2 separate regions of the Homo sapiens genome follow, and region 2 is linked to region 1. A link is an interaction called in ENCODE POLR2A ChIA-PET data of the cell type or tissue named here. Cell type or tissue: PC-3. All regions are shown on one strand. Links, peaks and the distances in the headings refer to the core of each region. The heading gives the core; the rest is flanking DNA.

Evidence for each region. Peaks named below come from ENCODE experiments on the same cell type or tissue, not always from the same donor. Only the 100,000 strongest peaks of a DNase experiment are listed, where the experiment ranks them.
Region 2: POLR2A ChIA-PET joins it to region 1 with 12 read pairs; 3 of 35 experiments call an interaction of 5 or more read pairs at or near these places.

What each region holds. Positions count from the first base shown.
Region 1 is chr12:66,534,013-66,544,759 of GRCh38, forward strand. It overlaps GRIP1 (glutamate receptor interacting protein 1), which reads right to left. Exons shown (of 25, transcript NM_001366722.1): 3 at 7,803-7,938; 4 at 5,066-5,211. Among named protein-coding and RNA genes, the nearest start is that of GRIP1, 140 kb to the right of the region's middle. In PC-3, for the core only: no CTCF peak of the experiment used is centred there; no DNase peak of the experiment used is centred there.
Region 2 is chr12:66,674,529-66,685,275 of GRCh38, forward strand. GRIP1 (glutamate receptor interacting protein 1) reads right to left here and starts at 4,548. Exons shown (of 25, transcript NM_001366722.1): 1 at 4,322-4,548. The coding sequence starts at 4,376. In PC-3, for the core only: no CTCF peak of the experiment used is centred there; a DNase peak (open chromatin) is centred at 4,483; H3K4me3 peaks cover 1,242 bases.

The sequences.
Region 1 (10,747 bases), core at 1,878-9,877:
TCCTTATGGACCTTCAGGTGTGGATGGCCTGTTTCTGCTCTAGCTGTCTGAGCTAAGTGAAAGGGGAACTTATTAATTCCTTCAACCACTCTCAACTCAAGTATCCGATTACTTTCTTCAAATATAGTAGAAAGAGACAGATTATTCTTGGAGAATAGACCCCTTTTGATTTCCGTCACAACAATTCACACTTTTGTGTTTAAAAATATTTTGCCCCTTTTCCATCAGCTTTATTGTATGACAGGGAAAAAGATGGTACTGCATAATGACCAAGTCACGATAGGTTTTAACTCCTAAACATTTCTGATACTCATCTCCTTTAACTCTACTAATGCTATTTTTATTTAGGATATCACTTCTCTTTTGGAAAATCCTAACAGTCTTTGGGCTTGTAGCCTCTGGTCTTTTCTCTATTTTGCCTCCTACAATGATAAATCTAAATACTCAGATCTTATGATGCTGTTCTCCTTTAAGGGCTCCTCACGGCCCACTGGATGCCAAGCTCCAACAATATGGCTTATAAGGCCATATTATACACTATTTAAATTCTCATTTGGTCCTCGTGTACCTCATTGGCCTCATCTATCTCCAAGCCCCCTCTTTCTTTGTCCCTCCTTCTCCGTCTTTCTCCCTCTTTCTCTCTTCCCTTCCTCCCTTCCTTCCTTCTGTCCATTCTTCCTTCTCTCTCTCTCTCTTTTTGAGATGGAGTCTTGCTCTGTTGCCCAGGCTGGAGTGCAGTGGCATAATCTCGGCTCACCACAACCTCTGCCTCCCAGGTTCAAGTGATTCTCCTGCCTCAGCCTCCCAAATAGCTGGGATTACTGGCGCCCACCACCATGCCTGGCTAATTTTTGTGTTTTTAGTAGATACAGGGTTTCACCATGTTGGCCAGGCTGGTCTCGAGCTCCTGAACTCAAGTGATCCATCTGCCTTGGCCTCCCAAAGTGCTGGGATTACAGGCATCAGCCACCACACCTAGCCCCCTCTCTGTCTTTCCCTATCTGTTTGTAGTTTAACTGTGGGCTGGGCTGTCATCTTCCCTTCGCGCTGCACCCTTTGTCTGAAATATTCCTCTTCCCACCTGGCTAGCATGACCTCCTTTAAGTCTTCCTGGAAACGCCTAGCTCTGAATCACCCACAACACTGGACAAATCTTCACTATTAGCCTTTGCCTAAAAGCTATACTTAGAGTTTCTTTTAGGAAGGGGTTGTGTTTTATTGATATTCATATCCCCAGAGGAATACAGATGTATAATCAAAGAGCATTAGCTCTAGATAACTGGTTTCTCTTATGTCTTTGGCAATGGTTTGAGAGAGTAATTTCAAAGCAAACTGACTCATTTAAAGTTAAAAAAAAAAACACAGTACTTTCAGTATAATAATGTAATAATGGTAATAAGGCTAATGTTATTAGTTACTTACAAAGTGTTTGATAATGGTCTCAATAATGATCATGTGATTATAACATTTAATCATTACAAAAATCCTGCAACTACTATAGCTATTTTATAGATTAGAAACTGAAGGCTCAGAGAATTTAAATAACATGCCCAAGGTCACAAAGACAGAAATGAGCAAAGCTGCCATGTAACTGCTGACACAGTCTAAGCCTTTACACTCTATTTTATTGCCTAGTCTTGCTGAAAACGAAAAAATGTTGTAGCAAGGTTTGTGAACATAGTCTTAAATTGATTTTGTTACAAAATGACTACTAAATCTTTGGTGTTAGACTTTATGTGAAGAATACGAACTTGTGACTGATTATGCACATGTTTCCTGAGTACTGGAATCTGATCCCCAAGCTTCGAACACCATCTATATTCCCATTACTCTCAAATGTATATTTACAGTACAGATCTTTCTCTCAAACTCCAAATCATATCTTCAGGTCTTGACATTTCCTCTTGCATGTCAAATAGGCACCTCAAATGTAGTATTTCAAGCCATGAACTGCTGATCTTTCCCTCACAAATCAGCTCTGCCCACATTCTTATCCATTCCTGTTAACGGATACTCTGTCCTTCCAGCTGCTCATGCTCAAAACCTTGGGGTTAACTTTGACTCCTCTTTTTCTGCACAACTCACAAATCCATTAGGTAATCCTGTAGGCTCTCCCTTCAGAACAGATCTGGAATCTGACTGCTTTTCACTGTCTCCACTGCCATCTCTCACATGGATCACTGTAACTGCCCTCCAGCTCATCTCCCAGCTTCTACCCTGGTCTCTTACAGTCTGTTGTCAACACAGCAGCCAGAGAGCCTCTGAAAACAAATCACATCATGTCACTCCTCTGCCCCAAACCATATAGTGACTTCCTGTATCATTCAGAGAAAAACTTAAGGTCCTCCCAGTGGCCTATAGTGATACCCCACCCCCTTACATTTCTGACCCCATTTCCTAATTCTCTTACTGCTCATTCTGCTATAGCCACACTGTCCTCCTTAATGTTTCTATAACAACCGTAAGTATATTCCTGGCTTTTGGTCTTAGCAATGACTGTTCATTCTTCCGGGAACTCTTTTCCCCCAGAAATCCATACAACCAACTCCCTCACCTCCTTCACAAGTCATTGACTAATCTCACATTCTCAATGATGCTGTCCTAACCACCCTATTTGCAATTGTATTCCCACCCTGATCCCAGCACTCTCAATCCCTCTCCTTGCACTGCTTTTTCGCATAGCATTCATAGTATTCATACTGTATAATTATTTATTATGGTTTTATTTTATTATCTGTCTTCTGCTACAATATAAACTCTACTCATGTTCCCCAAGCTCCTAGTACATAGTGGTGGCTGGAACATAGTAAATGCTCAATAAGTCATTGCTGAACAAATGAATTCTACCAACTCTTCATAATCAACCTGAGTTCTCATTAGTATGGAAGAGCAAAAAGCTATCTCAGGGTAGCATCCATGTTCATAGCTAATAATAGGAGAGGTGGTGCTAGAACAGCATAAACACTGGGCAGCAGTCATATATCAGTATACCTCACAATGAATATGCATATGGACTTTGGAGTCTGGCAGCCTGGATTCAGATATTGAATCCAGGCTTTGTAAAATGAGAAAAAAAAATGCCTATCTTGTAGTGTTGATTGCCTTTTTATTGAAAACTTTGATAGTGCCAGGCACTATTCTAAATGTTTTCCAAATACTAACTTAATTAATCCTCATAACAAATCTATGAGTAGGAACTAATAATATTCGCATTTTACAGATGTGGAAACTAAGACATAGAAAGTGTAAGTAACTTTCTCAAAGGCATGTAGCTAGTAAAATGTGGAGCTGGGATTTGAACCTGTCTATTTGATACTAAAGTTCATCTCTGCTATGCTGACACTCCTTGTGGAAAGGATTAAATAATTCAATGCAAGTCAAGTTCTTTGTAATGCCAGACATTTGGTACAATCAAAATCTGTTGGCTACTGCTGTTATAATTACTATTATTACTACTTGACAATATGTGTTCTGAAGCTATTTTCATGCTTCAGAAATGGATATATCATATATATATATATATGTATACCTACTATGTACCCACAGAAATTAAAAATTAAAAAAGAAATTAATGTATCCATAAAGAACTAATATAAAACATACTAAATATGCTTTTCCTAAACCTAGTCACTAAGTACAAAACCTGGATGGTACTTATTGCACAGAACTTACAAACATGTTGAATTAAAATGGCTTAGGTGGCAAACAGAACATGGGCCCTTCATAATTTCATTGTTAGTGATGCCTTTTTAAATTCTTCCTGAGTAGGTTGTAAGTTTTCCAATTCAAATAATTTTTAAATACTAAGAAAGTTGGCTTTGCCATTCCTGTAATGAGATATTGATGGCAAAGGGAAAAAATTCAGAAGCTGATTTTGCTTTGGAAAAACTGGTGCCGCTGTTCTTCCTCTGCGTTATGATTATAGCAATTCCTCCTTATCTGCAGTTTTATTTTCTGTGGTTTCAGTTACCTCCAATTAACTGCAGTCTGAAAATATTAAGTAGACAATTCCAGAAATAAACCATCCCTGTTTTAAATTGTGTGCTGTTAGGAGTAGTGTGATGATAATCTCACATTGTCTGCTCTATCCATCTGGATGTCTGGCACATTCACGCTGTTTACACTACCTGCCTTAGTCACTTTGCAGCCATCTTTGGTATCAGATTGGCTGTTGTGTTCTTGCTGTACTTTTTTTTTTTTTTTTTTAAACAGGGTTTTGCTCTGTCACCTAGGCTGGAGTGCAATGACACAATCATAGCTCACTGCAGCCTCGACCTTCTGGGCTCAAGGAATCCTTCTGCCTCAGCCTCCCAAGTAGCTGGGACTACAGGCATATGCCACCATGCCCGACTAATCTTTTTTTGGTAGAAACATGGTCTCATTTTGTTGCCCAGGCTGGTCTTCAACTCCTGGCTTCAAGTGATCCTCCCGCCTCAGCCTTCCAAAGTTCTGGGATTACAGGCATATGCCACCATGCCTAGCCCTTGCAGTACTTGTGTTCAAGGAACCCTTATTTTACTTAATAATGGCTGAAAGCAGAAGAGTAGTGAGATTGGCATATTGATATAATTATTCCATTTTATTAATGTTGTGTGTGTTTGTTTTTTTGAGACAGGGCCTTGCTATGTCCCCCAGGCTGGATGGCAGTGGCGTGATCATGTCTCACTGCAGCCTCAACATCTTGGGCTCAAGCAATCCTCCCACTTTAACCTCCTGAGTAACTGGGACTACAGGTGTGCACCACCATGCCCGACTAATTTTTCTATTTTTTGTAGAGGTGGGGCTTTGCCATGTTGCCCAGGCTGGTCTCGAACCACTGGGCTCAAGCAATCCTCCTGCCTCAGCCTCCCAAAGTGCTAGGATTATAGACGTGAGCCACCGCGCCCAGCCAGTTATTGTTGTCAATGTCTTACTGTGCCAAATTTATCAATTAAACTTTATCATAAGTATGTATGTATAGAAAAAAACCTGATATATATAGGGTTTGGTATTATGAGCAGTTTTAGGCATCCACTGGGGGTCTTGGAATGTATCCCCTATGGATAAGGGGGGCTACTGTACTTACAGACCGGTGGAAGCTCGTACTCTACTTCAAGAACCACTCTTTCTCCCACATTCTTCAGCAAGCTGATGATCTCGTCATGGCGGAATTTGGCCAGGTTGATTCCATTCACTGCTTTGATGTAGTCACCCACATCCAGCTGGTCACTTCTGCAAAATAGACAATGTTGTTTCAACAGACCCACCCTCTCCATAGGCCAGTCTGACTATATTTCCACTTTCCCTTCATGGTAAGCATGCAAGTGTAGAAGCAAGCCTAGAAGGCTGACAGCAGAAGTCCCTGCCTCCTAGGAGACGGTGGGCCCTTAAGGGTAAGAGTACAGCTGAAGTCAGATGAGAGCCAGGGATCCCTTTTACTCATGCAGCCTGTGATACTTTGGAAGTCCTGCTCTGATTCTGCCACTATCTCTGATTTTTTTCCTTTTTGCCTGTTTTATTTTTAAAAGCACCATAAAACAAAATCAAGAGAAGCTTTTTTTTTTTTTTTTTTTTTTTTCAGTTCTTTGCCCTAAACCAGTTGGTTCTCTGGGATGGGATCCAGATCCTAGACACAACACATGTCTTTTTATTCTCAATCCCTCTTGTTTTTGCTGCCTCCCTTTTGTACATTTCACCTCTTTCAATAACTTCACTGGGAGTTTGTCCAGGACTAAGGAAAGGGTCAGCTTATTTTGCTATTTATTGCTTACAGCAGGATTGATAAGAAGAGTATTGGTGAAGGAGAAATCACAATGCAAATATTGGGTTTCAGTAACATTCTTATCTCTCTATACCACCATAACAGAATATTGGCTGCTCTTGGACTTTAGTCAAACTCCGTTTCTAAACCAAGAGCAGGTAGCAAGACCAATAATAAGAGTTAAAATTCATGTCACTGATAAGGACCTTCAATAACATTTTCTCCCAAAACAGAAATAGCTAATGCATTTATTTTATATATAAATCCAGCTCCAATCATTCCTCCTTCAAAGAGCCTCCTAATCTGCTCCAGTCTGCAGTACATGCATGGCCCTTACCTCACTTTCCTGACACTTATGTCAACTTAACCGCCTAATGCTCTGTAATAACTTCTGTGCTGTTGCTTTTTGCTATCATGCAATGCCATTTTTACTCCCAAATGTTTCATGTTTTTTATGCCTTATCTCCACTAATAGATTGTGAGCCCCTTTAGGGCAAGGATCTCATCTTTAATTATTCTGATTTACTACCTTCAAAATGGTAGTGCCTTTAACAGTGACTATTTGGTGATTTTTAATTCTCAATATAACTGGCACAGTAATACTTTTAATTACAGAATTAATACAACTGAAAATGCTACCCTTTCCTCCATTCACACTTGCCTTAAGGGAGAGCTATAAAGAAGCTCTGGAGACTTATGAACCCCTAGCATCATGAACTGGCCATGATTGTTATAAAATAAAGGAGGTTGTGGGTGTGGAAAGATGCTTCTTAAAAGCCTAAAGAAAGCAGATTGAGGTGCTTGTGTCCACACCAGCCTCCCTTACAAACAATAACTTCTGATCATGGAGGCAATCCACTGGATTAAGTTTATAAATTGTACAAACAGGTTGATCATTAAAATTAATCACAGAAATCACCACTTCAGATGACATTTTATGGGGCAAGAACTCAGATTTAACCTGGAATTATGTGGATATGAATATTGGTGGCCAGAATTTAAGGTACTTTGGCCTCACTTTTATTTTTTATTTTTACTTATTTATTTATTTATTTATTTGAGATGGAGTTTCGCTGCTGTTGTCCAGGCTGGAGTGCAATGGCACAGTCTTAGTTCACTGCAACCTCCGCCTCCTGGGCGGATTCAAGTGATTCTCCTGCCTCAGCCTCCCAAGTAGCTGGGATTACAGGCATGTGCCATCACACCTGGCTTTTTTTTTTTAATTTTTTTTTTAAATTTTTTTAGTAGAGATGGGTTTCACCATGTTGGTCAAGCTGGTCTCGAACTCCTGACCTCAGGTGATTCACCTGCCTTGGCCTCCCAATGTGCTGGGATTACAGGCATGAGTCACTGCCCGGCCTGGCCTCATTTTTAATGAAACCTGATCTTCTGTCCCCTTTTTCTGAGGCAGATTTAGAATGTATCTCAAGGAAGCCCACCCCTGCCCAGTATCCAGGACATTCTGCCTTTGGCAATAACTAGTGGAATTTGCAGTTCATGGAAAGAAAGACAGGTGAGACCTCCTCCTCTAAGCCTTCTGTCCTTTCGGAAACCAACTCTTTAAAATCTCACAGGTAGAAAAGGAGAGAGGATGTGAGATAAACAAAATTTTCACTGAAAACTCAGAGTTAGGTCTCCCATTCTTTCTAGGGTAGCCATGTCCCCTCTCTGGCACTTTTCCCCATTCACATTATATGGGTCATCTGTTTCACATTTAGATGATTGGAGTGTCTCCTTCCCACTGCAGCTTGTCTGCTGTTCAGTGGCACATTTGCAGACAAGATTCACATAGGCTTTTTGAAATTAAAATCTTGTGAGGGCCTGGCAGCTCCTGAGATGACACAAGAACCTCCCTGGGACTGCAGCCTAGGCTAGAACAGCCACATGGGCAGACCTGGGGAACAGCTTCTGAAACGTGCCCCACTGTGCTTCTGCTGGCCTGTGCTGCCTGGCAGATGGCAGCTGTCATTTATTTATTAGTGACCACTTTTGATGGAGCTTTAATTTTTGAATTAATTACACCCTGTGTTCCTTTCAGTAGATTTCCCCAAGAGGCAGTTACCTAGCAGCAATTCCTCCTTGCCGCAGATTAGATACTCTTGGCTTGCCATCCTTATCAATTCCTCCCGATACCGTCAGACCCAGGGTAGTGCCTTCCTTCTTCATCAGCTCGACGACTGTGGAGCCCTTGAATTCCTCTGTTAAAAGAAAAGCATTTGCCTTATTAAAATGAGAGTAGAATCACCAATGTCATTTCTCCTCCCCAGAAGTTCTTTCCACTTTTTCTTTTATGAGAAAAGATATTTATGGCCTCCTTCCATTGTAATTTGAAGAATATTTCATAAAGATGTGCATGCAGGTAATGCTGAGGCAGATATTCTATTAGAGGTTATGAAAATGGGCACTGGTGGGGTATTCACTCCAGGTTGACAATAGTCCAAATTGTCTTATGTACAAATAATATTCACCCTTTATTTTCTGCCATTCTCAGGTGACATTCTCTGGTTTCTCTCCTTGTAACTCCAATGGGAACAATTAAAAATTGTAAAGTACAGAATTAGAACAGAATTTTAGATGATAATACGAACATATATAGCACAGTGGCACACTCCAAGTTCATGGTATGTCTCAGGTTAGGAAGCCAACTGAAAGGAGAAGAGTGCTTTCTACAGGTTCTAGAAAAATATTATTGACTTTACTTTCTTTGTCTTTCAAAAACAAAGTATGATGGCTTATGTAACAATTCATGTCATTCTTGCAGAATATGTCACAGTATGGCAAGGCAGGATTGATCCTCAGAATTTCCAGGTAACTGACATAAATCTTTCATTCTCTGCTTACGAAATTTTAAAATTTCACAGATCTTGTGGGGATAATATCTATATAGCAAGATAGAACTCAACTCTTTTGATTTTAGTCAGAGCAGAAGGTAAGAAAACTGTAAGAATATCCTTCCCTTCAAAAATAAAAATGAGTAGAGTCAATATTTACCTTCCAGAGGCTAATTAGGATAAATGCTGTTTTAAAATTATCTGTGATGTTATTCCCCTATCTGCAAATATATTTTCTTGGTAGGGATGGGGAAATTGTCCAATTTTCCAACTTCTCCTAAATTAAGTTACACATTTCAGGGGTAATGAACTTCTAGAACATCAAAGACGCATATTAAAATGCAAAAACAAACTCGCTCTTTCAAAGTGAAATTTAAAAAAAGATTATTTGCACACCTTAACCCTTTCCCTAATTACAGTTATTTATAATGTTGAAAATATTTATAAATGTGTATCATAAAGGTTTTTAAATTGCTGCTGCTAGTACATTATCCTACTAGCCAATGAAAAAATGAAATTACATTAGGTAAGGAAACAGTATCTCAACTGATCTAGTGAGGAGAACAGAGTACTTGGGGGAAGAAGGCTGGGGACGGCAGGCTACTTATTTCCTCAGCAGCCTAGAGAATGTCCTTCAAGGCAGGGCTTTTGAGTTTGCCAGCTCCTGTGACTTTAACATCCCAGCATACCATCACTGGAATCCTGCCTTTTCATGGCAGTCTCATGACACTGTATACATAAGTCATTATCGTCTTTTAAAGTAGAAGCCAAGGAGGAGTCTGAGCGTGTATGATGTCAGCTTCATCTACTACATTTTGTATGACAGACCAAATAAAAATTGAAATTCAAGAATGAAAATTCTTGTCAAGTGCATGAAAGTACAGGACCTTTTACATCATTTACCAGAAACATCTGTAACAAAATTCTATCACTGTGTGCACTTCCCTTGTGCTACTTAAAACAAAACAAAGCAAACCCCAGAAATCTCATGAAAACATACGTAGATTCAACTGATATTGAAGACATCACCTTAATAAACAATCCCTCTAAACCCTTGCTGGCAGAAGGCTAGGTATAAATTTTTTTAAAATAAAGTTAATAATTAAAGTAACCAAAATGACATAGATGATGACCGTTCATATTAAAGAGATATAATGTGCCCAACAATTTTGCCAACAAAAAGATTCTCTGCATCTTCTTTAAATATGCAGAGTATCCTATATATTTAGACATCTGATTATAGAACTTTACATGTAGAGTTGGAAGCATAGTTTTTTTTAAGTGCTTATCTTAAAGGTCTATCCAATTTTCATGAAGAAGCAACTCTAAAATACTAACACCAGGCATGTGAGAAGTAAGTTTCTATTCATAAAAATTTTCCTTCTACTCCAAGTTTTCAAGGACATGCTTCCTGCATAAAATAGGATGCACGGGTACAGCCTTATGGGAGGCAGACAATGTCATTTTCTCCAGAAGGAACCCAGGTGCTTCCTGGGCTTCCGGCTGAATCCTGAAAATCTAGAAAAGCTCAATTATTTTAGTTTAATTTCATCATTATTAAAATATAAATTCATCGATCTGGCTACTTTTTCAACTGATACTTGTCAATTACCCTATCATTTAAAAACATTTCAAATGTTTTCCTAAGAGCTAATTTTAATAATGTGAAATTGAGAAAATATTCCTGCACCAGTTAATTGAGTAATTTGTGCATTCATTGATTCAAGCACGTATTGAATGCCTACTCTGAGCCAGACAATAAAACTCAAAGATGGAAAAAGCAAAGGCCATTATCCTCAAGATGGGCCACAGCCTAGTCAAAGAGGCAACGTCACAGACCACTGTACCATACAGCATGAGTTGTAGGGAAGCAGCCACAGAGAAGATGGTCCAGGCAACAACGTAGAGCGAAGGCCTGAGATTCCAAATGCACCATCTATTTTACAATTTTGTCTTCTAGCCAATCTGCTGTACTTATCGACCAGGGTTAGCTGAGCAGAGCAGACCAAAGAAGGAATATAAATTAGGCAAAACTCAGGAGTAAAGATAGAACATACTTGCAAGAAAATTTGCTGAATCGCAAGAATGGTAACTGCCAATAAGTATCTCTGGTCCCAGAAGAATTGACTAAATCTTTTATGGATGTTTCTGTAGGGGGTGGGAGAGAAGTGGTCAG
Region 2 (10,747 bases), core at 1,100-9,099, 140 kb after region 1:
GAGTTTAAAGGGATTTAGACGTCACCTGAGTAATCCATTAAAAGTTTATCAGACAAACTGTGAGATTGTTCTTGTCAGAGAGAATTGAGAATAAGATTACTGGTTGTCTGAGATGGTTGAGTTTCAGTTCTCTCTGGAAACAAGTCCTAGACGAATGTCTGACCTTCCCTTTCAAGCATAATGATTCCATGATTGGGGTAAGTGTAAGGAACAATGACTGAAAAAATGAGAGTGAGTGTGATCACAACCCAGCCTTTTAATCTTGCTCAGTGCCAGTGGAGAGAGCAATACCCATACATGCCCAGACAGCAGAAAAGGAGAAAAGATACTGAGGTTGGGAGGAGAAATCAGGAAGAAGAGAGGGAGAGAGAAAGAAAGTAGAATGCACAGCAGGGAGCAGTTCCCTGCCAGCCACAGATGTCTCACTTAGACACCCCATTGGGATGAAGGTCAACGGGGCTGCTTATAGTTTGTTAGTGGGAAAGGGACAGGGAGAGTTAATTCTATTTTAGGCCATATGTGTATTTGGGAAGAGAGAGAAAGTGAAGATAAGTAGAAAATAAAATGACACGTAGGCCAGCTATGATGAAAAATGTTGAAGTCTATACTAAAGTGAAGGCAAAGGTTTCCGACATGAGCTTTGAGCCAGTAGAGAAAAGACAGAGAGAGAGGGTGGGTGGCAGCAAAACAATGAAAGGTGCCCAGAGCCGTGCTCCCTGTGGAATGTCAGTAAATATTAATTGGCTGATGTTGGCATTGGTAGGCAGAGTGAAGCTTGTGAAAGAAAAATGCCATTGCCAGTGGAGCACGAAAGTTCAGATCTCGGAGCTCAAAATGGCAGCACCTGAGCAAGCAGCAGAGTCACATCCCATATCACCAGAGAAAGTGATTCTCTGCATATGAGGCCAAACTGTCTCAAGGAAAAGTAATCACACAATCATGACAAGAGAAAAAGAACAAAGTCTGTGGGAGCCATGAAAATATCTCCCCTTCTCTGAGAACATACTCCCTTCCCCTGAGGTATGGTAGCCCCTAGCTGAGAAACCAGGGCTGTCCCAGGTAAACAGCTGTGAAGGTAGGTGCCAAGAAGCCTAGATTTACCCACTCCAGAAAACCCTTTTGTCAGATGTCTCTGGAAACCTCACAAAATGTTATTTTGGGATTTGGCTCTAAGGTTGGGTAATTGGTAGACTCTCATTCTGGAGGAAGAAAAGAACGGCATTGCTTCTTTAGATTTCAATATTAGATGGGAAACGGAATGCTTTTGACGGTGCTTGGTGTTTTCATGAACCAAAGTTCCTCTCATAATGGCAGGCATGGGCCTTTTGGGTAAAGGTTATTTTCTTGCTCTTGTTCTACATTGGTAGGTACCTGATAAGGCAAAATGATTGAAACAGTGGCTTGAAACATTAATAAGAAAATGACTCAATTCCCAAGTCAGAGAAGTGCTAAGTTTACCTGAAATATATTCTACTATAATACTGTGGATCAGTGTCTATGTGGAGTGATCCAAGGACTTGTCTAGAAATACATGTTTTATACATCTTTTAAAATTACATCTGACCTAAAGAAAAAATATTTATTGTTCAATAATATATTCATTTTAAAAATGCTTTTTACACCTATAAATTGTCCCAGCCCAGAATTCTAAGTGCAAAAATGTCAGTGTCTGGCACATAGTAGGTACTTAATCGATATTTGTTAAGTATGTATTAGATATATGAAGAATGTAAGAATCAAGTAAAAATATCAAGAATGTGGGTGTTTGTAGAAAATTGTTTCCCTTTTATTCCATCATTTTCTCCTTAAGAAAATTAAGAAGAAATTGCAATTGCCATATTGCTTTTTCTTGTGGGTGATATCAACCACAAATAGCAAGGTAGTTTTGGAGTCATGAAGCAAACTTCCCCCTGCTAAGATCTGGGTAAGGTTTTAGCCACAAGAGGCCTAATAAAGCTCTTGAAGCATTTCCTAAGAGCTCACAGAAGATTTAAATGCCCTACTACTTTCAACTAGACAAATCCAATTCATTTTAACAAACAGTTTTGAAGTGCCTACTAAGTGTAATGCCTTGTGCTAAATGTCTGGAAGAGTGAGTGTTAGGTGGAGCCCTCAATGGGTATAAAGAAATATGTATGTTTGGGAGTTGAGGGTGAGGGTGTGGGAGTTGTGTGAGTAGGGAGAATGGGACAAGAAAGAAACTTCAAGTGTATATCCACCCCTGTCCCCAAATACACTCCTGACCCTAAAAGAAAGGTCATTTTAATATTGTAATTACATATGTTTCCTGGTTTTATCATTACAGCTTAAGAAAACAGCACCACAAGTATGGGTGGGGTGCTAGAACTCAATGAATCCACTTTGGAACAAGAAGCATGGGTGGAACTTGAACGTTGTTGGACAAGACTGAAGCAGATGGCAAGGCAAGGTACCGTGTTACTCAGGTGCATTCTTGTAAGTATTTGGACAGCCAGTTAAACACAAAGAAGAACCCAATTATGGCAAATTGATTCTGCAAAGAGATTTTATTTTAATCATCAACTGACAGTCTTAAGTTAAATACCAAATAGAGCAGACATAAAGATTTTGGAAAAAAGTGTGAGGTAGCAACTCCAAAGCAGTTATCAATACTTTCCTCAATTATCTAGATTTTTAGCGACTATCTTAGTAAACACTTAAATCTCCTTTCAATGCAGGAGATCAATGCTTCCATAAAATTCAGAAAACTGAGAAAGTTAAAAATATTTGTAAGAACTATAAATTGCTTGGGTTCACTCTCTTCCTTGTATGTAGTACTTATAAAAGAACTGATACAGATGAATAGAAAATACTGATTGTTTCATGTTTATGATGTAAGAAGACCATCAACTTCTCAACATCAAGATAAGTAAATGCCAAAATCAGGTCAGAAAAGAACTTTTCAGAATAAGGGCCTGCCTTTAAAAGTCTCAGCCAAAACCGTAACAGAAAGGATAGTCTCTTAGTCATGATTTATAAACAGAAATTGTACGTCTGTACCAATTGTAGAGGATAAAGTCAAAACAGAATTTACAGCCTCCTGCTAATAGCCTAATTTAAAATGTATAATCTTCCCTACATTTCCCCCAAAGTACCTTTTAAAGGACTCACTCTGCTATCCAAACAACTTGCAAATGCATTCGGTAAGTTGGTCTACAGTATTTATTCTCTTTCCTGTTATTGACTCAAGATCTATTTCTCATGATTTGCTTTGTGCTCATTCTTCTGCCAGATAAAATATTAATTGCATTTTTAGCTGCACTGCTGGTGATCAAAGAATTCTGATATGTCAAGCTAAACTGACAGAAATAGCATCCATTAACATATTTATAGGTTCAGAGCTTCTAGAACATAATTATATCCATTAATTACTCAACAGTACTCTATATTACAGGCTGAAAAAGAAAGGCATTTGCAACTAAATACTTTTACTCAGAATGAAGTTTTTTTTTAAATAATAAATTTTCTCTAAGGAAGGTTCTATCTAAAGGAAATAAGGCAAGAGAGCTCACATATCTATATGGACACAAGGCAGGATTTTTAAGGCATCCATTTACTAACTTTGCAATAGAATGCTCACAAAGTAAACGAGATGGCACATCCAGAATGGTTTCAAATAAAATAATACCTTAAATATTACAGAGAAATTTAATTACTATTTTAGAGTTCTAAGAGTGACAATCTGAAGCTGGTAATTCTTGATGATAAGATTCCGAGCAATGATTTTTACTTTCAAATAAACTTCTAGTATTACATAGGACCAAAGCATTTGGAATTACATACTTTTCTGAACATGCAATTCTAACACATAAAGAAATTAAAGCTGTCCAGGGAAAAAGCTCTTAAGATGTTGGAAAGTCATAGAACAAACAATTATTCTGTGGATCCACCAGCTGTGCGAGTCCTGAATCTGCCAGCTGCATTTAGTATATGTATCATAGAAAGGACAGTAACACACACTTGACTCCTTTTGGCCAGTTAATCAGCATGCAAAATGACGGTTTCCCACAATAACTTCAGCACCGGACCCAAACACATTCTCTTTTCAGCAAAGAATGAAGTCATTAAAAAAAAAATCACACAAGCTGCTTTCATAATTTCAGCACGAACACAACCGAGATGTAAGGACAGAAAGCAAAGCCGAGTCTACCTGTACATATGTATCTATACATATTTCACTGAGTTCTTTGTTGCCTGACAATAAATTGCAAAGGCAGTCATATTTGAAAGTAAAAACCATTAAACTGTGTTTATAGGATACTGCAACAGACTCGCTGAGGGAATAACAAGGAAAGCACGATACCTTTAGTAAGTCGCCTCAGAATTTGACAACGGCATTTAAAAGAGACAGCTATCATTCTTGCTCACTGCTTTCTGTGGCAAAGTGTACTCAAGGCTCTCTGCTCTGGTGGCTGCAGCAGCAGCAGCATATGAATTCCTTGCGCACATACCAGGAGAAAGGTAGTCCCAGTGGGGAGTGACAAAGCTTAATTCCTCTTGGCTGATGCAGAGGTCCGCTACATGTCATCTGGCAAATCTGTGTCATTCACTACTACTACCACCCCTGCCTGCCACAGCCTCCTCCCCCTTCACAATCACAATGGCTTAGAAAGTAATGCCGTTTCGATAGCAACAAAGCACCAAATTGTACAAAGCAGGGACGACACTGTGTGAGGAGCCATTCCATAAATCTAACGCTAAGCACTGAACAGTGCATTCTGTTTAAGGCAAAAGGCGATGTATCCAGTCAGTTCAGCCACCATCAGCCCCTTTCCTTCTCAGCATCAAGTCAGTGTCCTTTATATGTCTCATTTAATGGGAAATGCAAGTGAAATGCTTACACTCTTACTTTAGGAAGAAATGCATGGGTCATGTACTATGTTCTTTAAACAACAACCAAAAAAAAAAAAAAAAAAAAGGAAAGAAAAAGAGGGAGGGCCGTTTATATTTGGGATTGAGGAAAGAATCACAGTTCTGCCTATAGCGGGGAAGCAGCTCTAGGACAGAGACCTCTTTGGTACTTCCTGAACCTATGAGAGTTAAGGCAGTGTCTGTTTATAGAGGGAATACAAGAAAGGGTTAGGGCTAGGCAGACAATCAGGCAGATGGAGTCCCAGCCCCTTTAATCACCCTTCCAAAAAAGGACTTGGCTGGAAAGCAACACAGTCAAGACTGTTTCTAAAGATACCAGAAATAAAGGCAAACAAGGCCAAGTATTTCTATTTTTAATATACTTTATTATACTATTTCCCAAACAACCATCCCCCAAACCATTCTTCTCATTATGCAAATAAAACGGTCTTGCGACATAGCAGATATTTGTGAGTATCTGCTCCAATGGAGTGAAGAGCAAATTAACAAACCCTTCACAATCCATTCACAAAGTGATAAGAAGGCGGAGCACACCTCCTCATCTGCCAGCAGCAGCCTGCTCGCCATATAGTCAATACGAACTAACATTTGGTAGGGAATTTTAATCAAAATCCAGAATTCTCCCACAGGAGTTAACATAAACATTCAGGACAAAAAATTAGACAGTTGGCCAGGAAGTTTAAGAAAAAAAAAATCAATTAGTCAAAATGAAAAGATATATCACTGTCTAAACTACTTGATTAATATTTCTAGGACTTTATGAATTATTCATACAGTTTTATTCTCTACTCTTCAGGCTGTGAAAAAACTTTCAAGCTGGTTTTTAAAATAACTTCCAACATTCCAAATTTAGTGGTAAAACTTTCTTTTCTTCATTCATAAATTCAATATGAACTCAAACAATTTCAATCCACTGCTATTGAAATGCATATGCTTTGTATTTTGAGTCCAATAGAAAAATAATTTGTGTGTGAAAAACATCTGAATATCATAAGCATCTACTTTAAAGGTTTTTGAAAAGAACAGAATTCTTTTACCAAGGATGGTCTAGCTAAAGCAACCACTAATCAATAGAAAATACTATATTAAATGGACTGCAGTGCAAAATCAAATTTTTATAATTGTTCTGATTAGCATAAATCTTTCTTTGAATTTCAACCCATATTATGTTCATCTCTATTAGGTTATCCCTAGAAATAGTTTAGCCTCCTTGATATTTTTTTGCTTTAAATAGAAATATACCTTAGTACTAGAGAACTGAGTTACTAGCTAAAGTGAGATAAATACTTACAGTTAGCTCTTTCCAAGATTCTTCTCCAAATCTAACATATTTCCTAAAATCCAGGCACTCAGAATACGCAGCTGTCAATTACTATTAGTAGAATCTTGCCTGTGGAACACCACCACCCCAGCCCAGTCTATTCAAATACAACTCAAAACCATACAGGAATCTCTTGCCTTCTGCTATTTTGCAGACTCAAATCCAATTTGCTTTTTCCTTATGACTAAAATGATCAAATATTTTCCCCTTTTCCTAATATGCTTATTTTTTTTGTTTTGTTTTAAAAGCTCTATCCTCTGGTCCCAAGAAAGGTCTTCAGAACTACTAAAATGTCCTATTTCTTTGGCAGGGGAAATAACCCATCATGGAGCTCTTTGAAAGGTTTCTGAGAGCCCAAACTAGGGGATTGTTTTTTCTCTCTTTGAATACTGTGGCTGCCAATCCATATCTATCCTATTAGTCTGCCCAGGTGCAGCCCCAGGAATCTTACAGAAATGGAGCCTCCTGGAGTAATTCTTTTCCAGAAAATGAACGAATTCACCAGGTATTCCCATCTTCTTCCATTTCTGGCCTCGCTAATGCTTGGAGATTTCCTGGGGAGCCACTCCCAGGTCAACCTTCTTGCCCTAAACCCTTTGTCCTCCCTTTGCCTAATGCAAGCTTAGCCTCCCATCCTGAACTCTAGCACTGGTAAAATGCCTTCCAACAATGCAAGCCTTCTATCTCAAAATGTATCGATCTGTAGGATGAAGGTCTCAAATGGCCAAGGCAACCGGTGGAATGTGGACCACAGGCTCCTAACATGAGCTACTACAAGGCAGAGTGACCTACATTTCTTGGCTACCAGATCAATGTAAGCATGTGTCTTTGGGACCTGTCATGAACATGTTAATTATGGTGGCTCAGCTGTCTAGACAGTTCAAACTTTACAACATGCTCTGTGAGGGTCACCAAGTAGGGGTTATGGAAAAAGAAGGCAGGTAAAATTGTACAAAATACAGATTTGATTAAGCCCCAATGTGATCTGAAGAAGAGTGAGTGAGCTAGTTCAAGAGGTTTACCCCTCTTAAAAACACAAACACCTCAATACATGAAAACATGGGTTTGCTGGATTCAGGGCAGACTAGTCCCTTAAGATGATAATTCTTATTTCAGGGTTTCTTTAAAACATTAGTTTTGCTAAGGTGTAATACAAGTGTACCACGTTTACATAGAATTTAATGAATTAGAAGGCACTTTCACACATAATGTATCATGGAGCGACTCTGTTATAGGTTTTTGATGCAGAAAAGGAAAACTGGTTTCAGAGAAGGTGTTTTTCATCAAAGTCATTCAGCTAGTAAGTGGTAAAGAACAGGAAAGAACCATAGCTTCTCACCCCTGGCTAATCATTCTTTCTCCTCTTGTTTTTCACTGCTTCCTTGCCACCAATACAAAATGTGATCTAGTTTACAGGGGGACAAATTCAATTAACAAAGTACCTTTAAGTGCAGTTATCTTTTGACAGAGGGAAAAACTAGTGCCTATCACCTTCTCCCCTCTGAAGCACAGCTCATGGTTCTAGGACCACCCTGACCAGAAGGAACCAGAAACAGGTGACAGTTAAGGCAAGTACCGTCTGGTGAAAGACCATTACGTATCAAGTGTTTACAGGAATCCCTTCTCACTGCATGGTTAGCCCATCCTGACTGGCCTGTGTCATGCTGGTTTTGAAATATTTGGAATATCACCTCCATTGACAATATGGTACTAATTTTATCATAAGAAGGGGGTGGGTTGTGGTGTATGGACAAACAAAACCTTAAGATTGGCTCAAAGATTCCAATATAGTCTCAAAACCAAAGCATTCCACAGCTTCATCAGCAGGTGGCACACATAGCCCCATAATCTTATTCTAATTTTCTCATTTCCTTGATTCTCCGCCATTGTATTCATTCTTTTATATAACATCTCCATCCCAAAAATAAATAGCGCTGTTTGGAGGTTCTTCTGATTCTTAACAAGAAAGAATCATCATAAACCAAAAATGTTCTGCCATATGCCTAAACCTGGAAATTCATTTTGCAAAAAACCAAAACAATGAGGTTAATCCCACAAATACTCAACTATTTTATATCATTAGAATCAATTTGATTAAAGTGCTAAAATAATTTGCACTTTCTTCAACTTCATAAATCTTTCTGTTACAAAATATACCTGATAGATCCCATTTATTTGCTTATTCATTTAACTATTACATTTCTTTTCCTTTGCATGCTGTTGCTTAAAAATGCTTAACATGCTTAGCTCACTATTTAAACAGCATGGAACATCCTGACTTGGCTAGTATTGAATATACTGATCCCCACACCCCCTACCCTGCAACACATACACAGTTATTAAATGTTGTGTATTTCCCAAATCTTCCGGGTATTTTAAAACTCAGTGTTCTCGGAGGTCTTAAAATGCGACTCTCACCCACTTTTTCATCTCCTTACAGACAACGTCACTGACTCATTCTTAGCTTATTATAATCGGCCATTTTTACTTCCCTTTTCAAAGATGCCAAAAGCAACCATGAGCTCAAACATGTTATAATTCTTGTGACCACTGTCTGCTACTTAGTTCAACTAGTGTGTCAACATGAGACCAAACATTAGGGTCAGACAAGGGAGATGTACACTGAACAGAACTCGCCAGTAATGAGCTGTCATGAAGGACTATTAAAAAAGCAAGACCCAATTTGCTGACACAGGTTCTAAGGGTGTGAAAAGTTGGTGTAATTGCCCAAGACAGAATTTATCAGGCATTTTTTAAAGCAAATATTTTATGAGAAAACATTTTTATAGAAGTAATGATGCCCTTTAGGAAGTGTCATTAGGACATACTCTTGCAAATCTGGGGTGATTAAAAAGCACTTAGTAGCTCAGGGCCTCTGGTGTGTTGTGATATAAAAGGGTGGGTATAATGCACACTTCATGTGTCATTTGCTTATCTAGGCAGGGCTCTGATGCCCGTAACAGTGCCAAGGAAAGAAGGTTGCCTCCACTGAACATGAAGAGACCAGGAAAGCTCCTGTGAAGGTAACAACCTTAGAAATTCATCAGCTAAAAGCATCTGGTGGAAAATGTTAAAGATAGAATATGTAGAAATTGAGAAATGCTTGTACAAGAGGAAAAATCTACCAGAAATCATCCTCCTAAGAGCCTAGGTATGTCCAACTGTTTATGGAGGTATTATGTAGGAGAGAATGGTGTAATGGCCAAAAACACAGCTTGGAATCAAATTGCCTGACTTTGACTCTTGGCTTTTGCCACTAAATGGCTGCGTGACCTTGGGCAAGTTTCTTAACCTTTCTGTTCTTCATTTGCAAAACGGTAAAAATCATTTCTAGGCTTGTTTGAATGGTAAACTGAGTTTATCTGTGTAACGTGCCTAGAACAGAGAGCAGTAACAGCTTTTATTAGCCACTTTGTATTTGGTAGGAAATACAATTGTACAATTTGACACTTGCTTACAGAACCCAGACTCTTCCTTAAATTAGCTCCATGTGATTAGTATGGATTGGTTTGGTCAGAGAAATCATAAGCAGGTGGAATTGGGATTAACAAGTAAAACGCACCCTTTTCCACAACATTTTCTGTCATTACAATGGCACGAAGTAATTTCCCTTCTTTGACTCCTGCAACCTCTTCCTGTTCTCATGCCTCTTCTTTCTCTACCCTTAAATGTCGGAATTCCCCCAAGCTCTGTCACAGCATGTTGGTCACCTTCTTCAGCATTTTATCCTCTCCTAGGGCTCCAGCAATGACTTCTTTGCTTTGACTCTCAAATCTCAACTGTCAGCCCAAATTTGCTCCCTCATTTAAAACTCCCTTCCCCTGGCGGGGGACGGTGGCTCATACCTGTAATGCCAGCACTTTGGGAGGCCGAGGTGGGCAGATCACTTGAGGTCAGGAGTTCAAGACCAGTCTGGCCAACATGGTGAAACCCTGTGTCTACTAAAAACACAAAAATTAGCCAGGCGTGGTGGTGCACACCTGTAATCCCAGCTACTCAGGAGGCTGAGGCAGGAGAATCACTTGAACCCAAGAGGCGGAGGTTGCAGTGAGCAGAGATCCCACCAGTGCACTCTAGCCTGGATGACAGAGCAAGACTCTGTCGAAATGAAATGAAATGAAATGGAACAAAACGAAACGAAACGAAACAAAACTACCTTCTCTCATCCTTGAGTCCAACATCTGTGGGCAGCCTTCATGACCATCTCCAACTAGATTTGAACTGTATCAAGCTCCATTTCCTTCCCAGTAGGACACACGTTCCTCTTCCATGAGCTCACTACATCATCACCCTCTTTCTTAAGCTCACCTTTAAAATACCTCTTAATATACTCCCACCTGACTGCCAGCATCCTAGTCCAGACCTTCACAGTTACTGTGCACAGGAGTTTTCTCCTACAGACCTTTACTGATTACCTTGTTCTAGGCACTGAGGTTCTGGGCCCCACACATGGGTTCTTCCTCCTAACTCATCCCAGAATCATTGACCAACACTTGCTTTTATTTGTATGAATGTCTGAGTAGTTCTTTGGGGGCA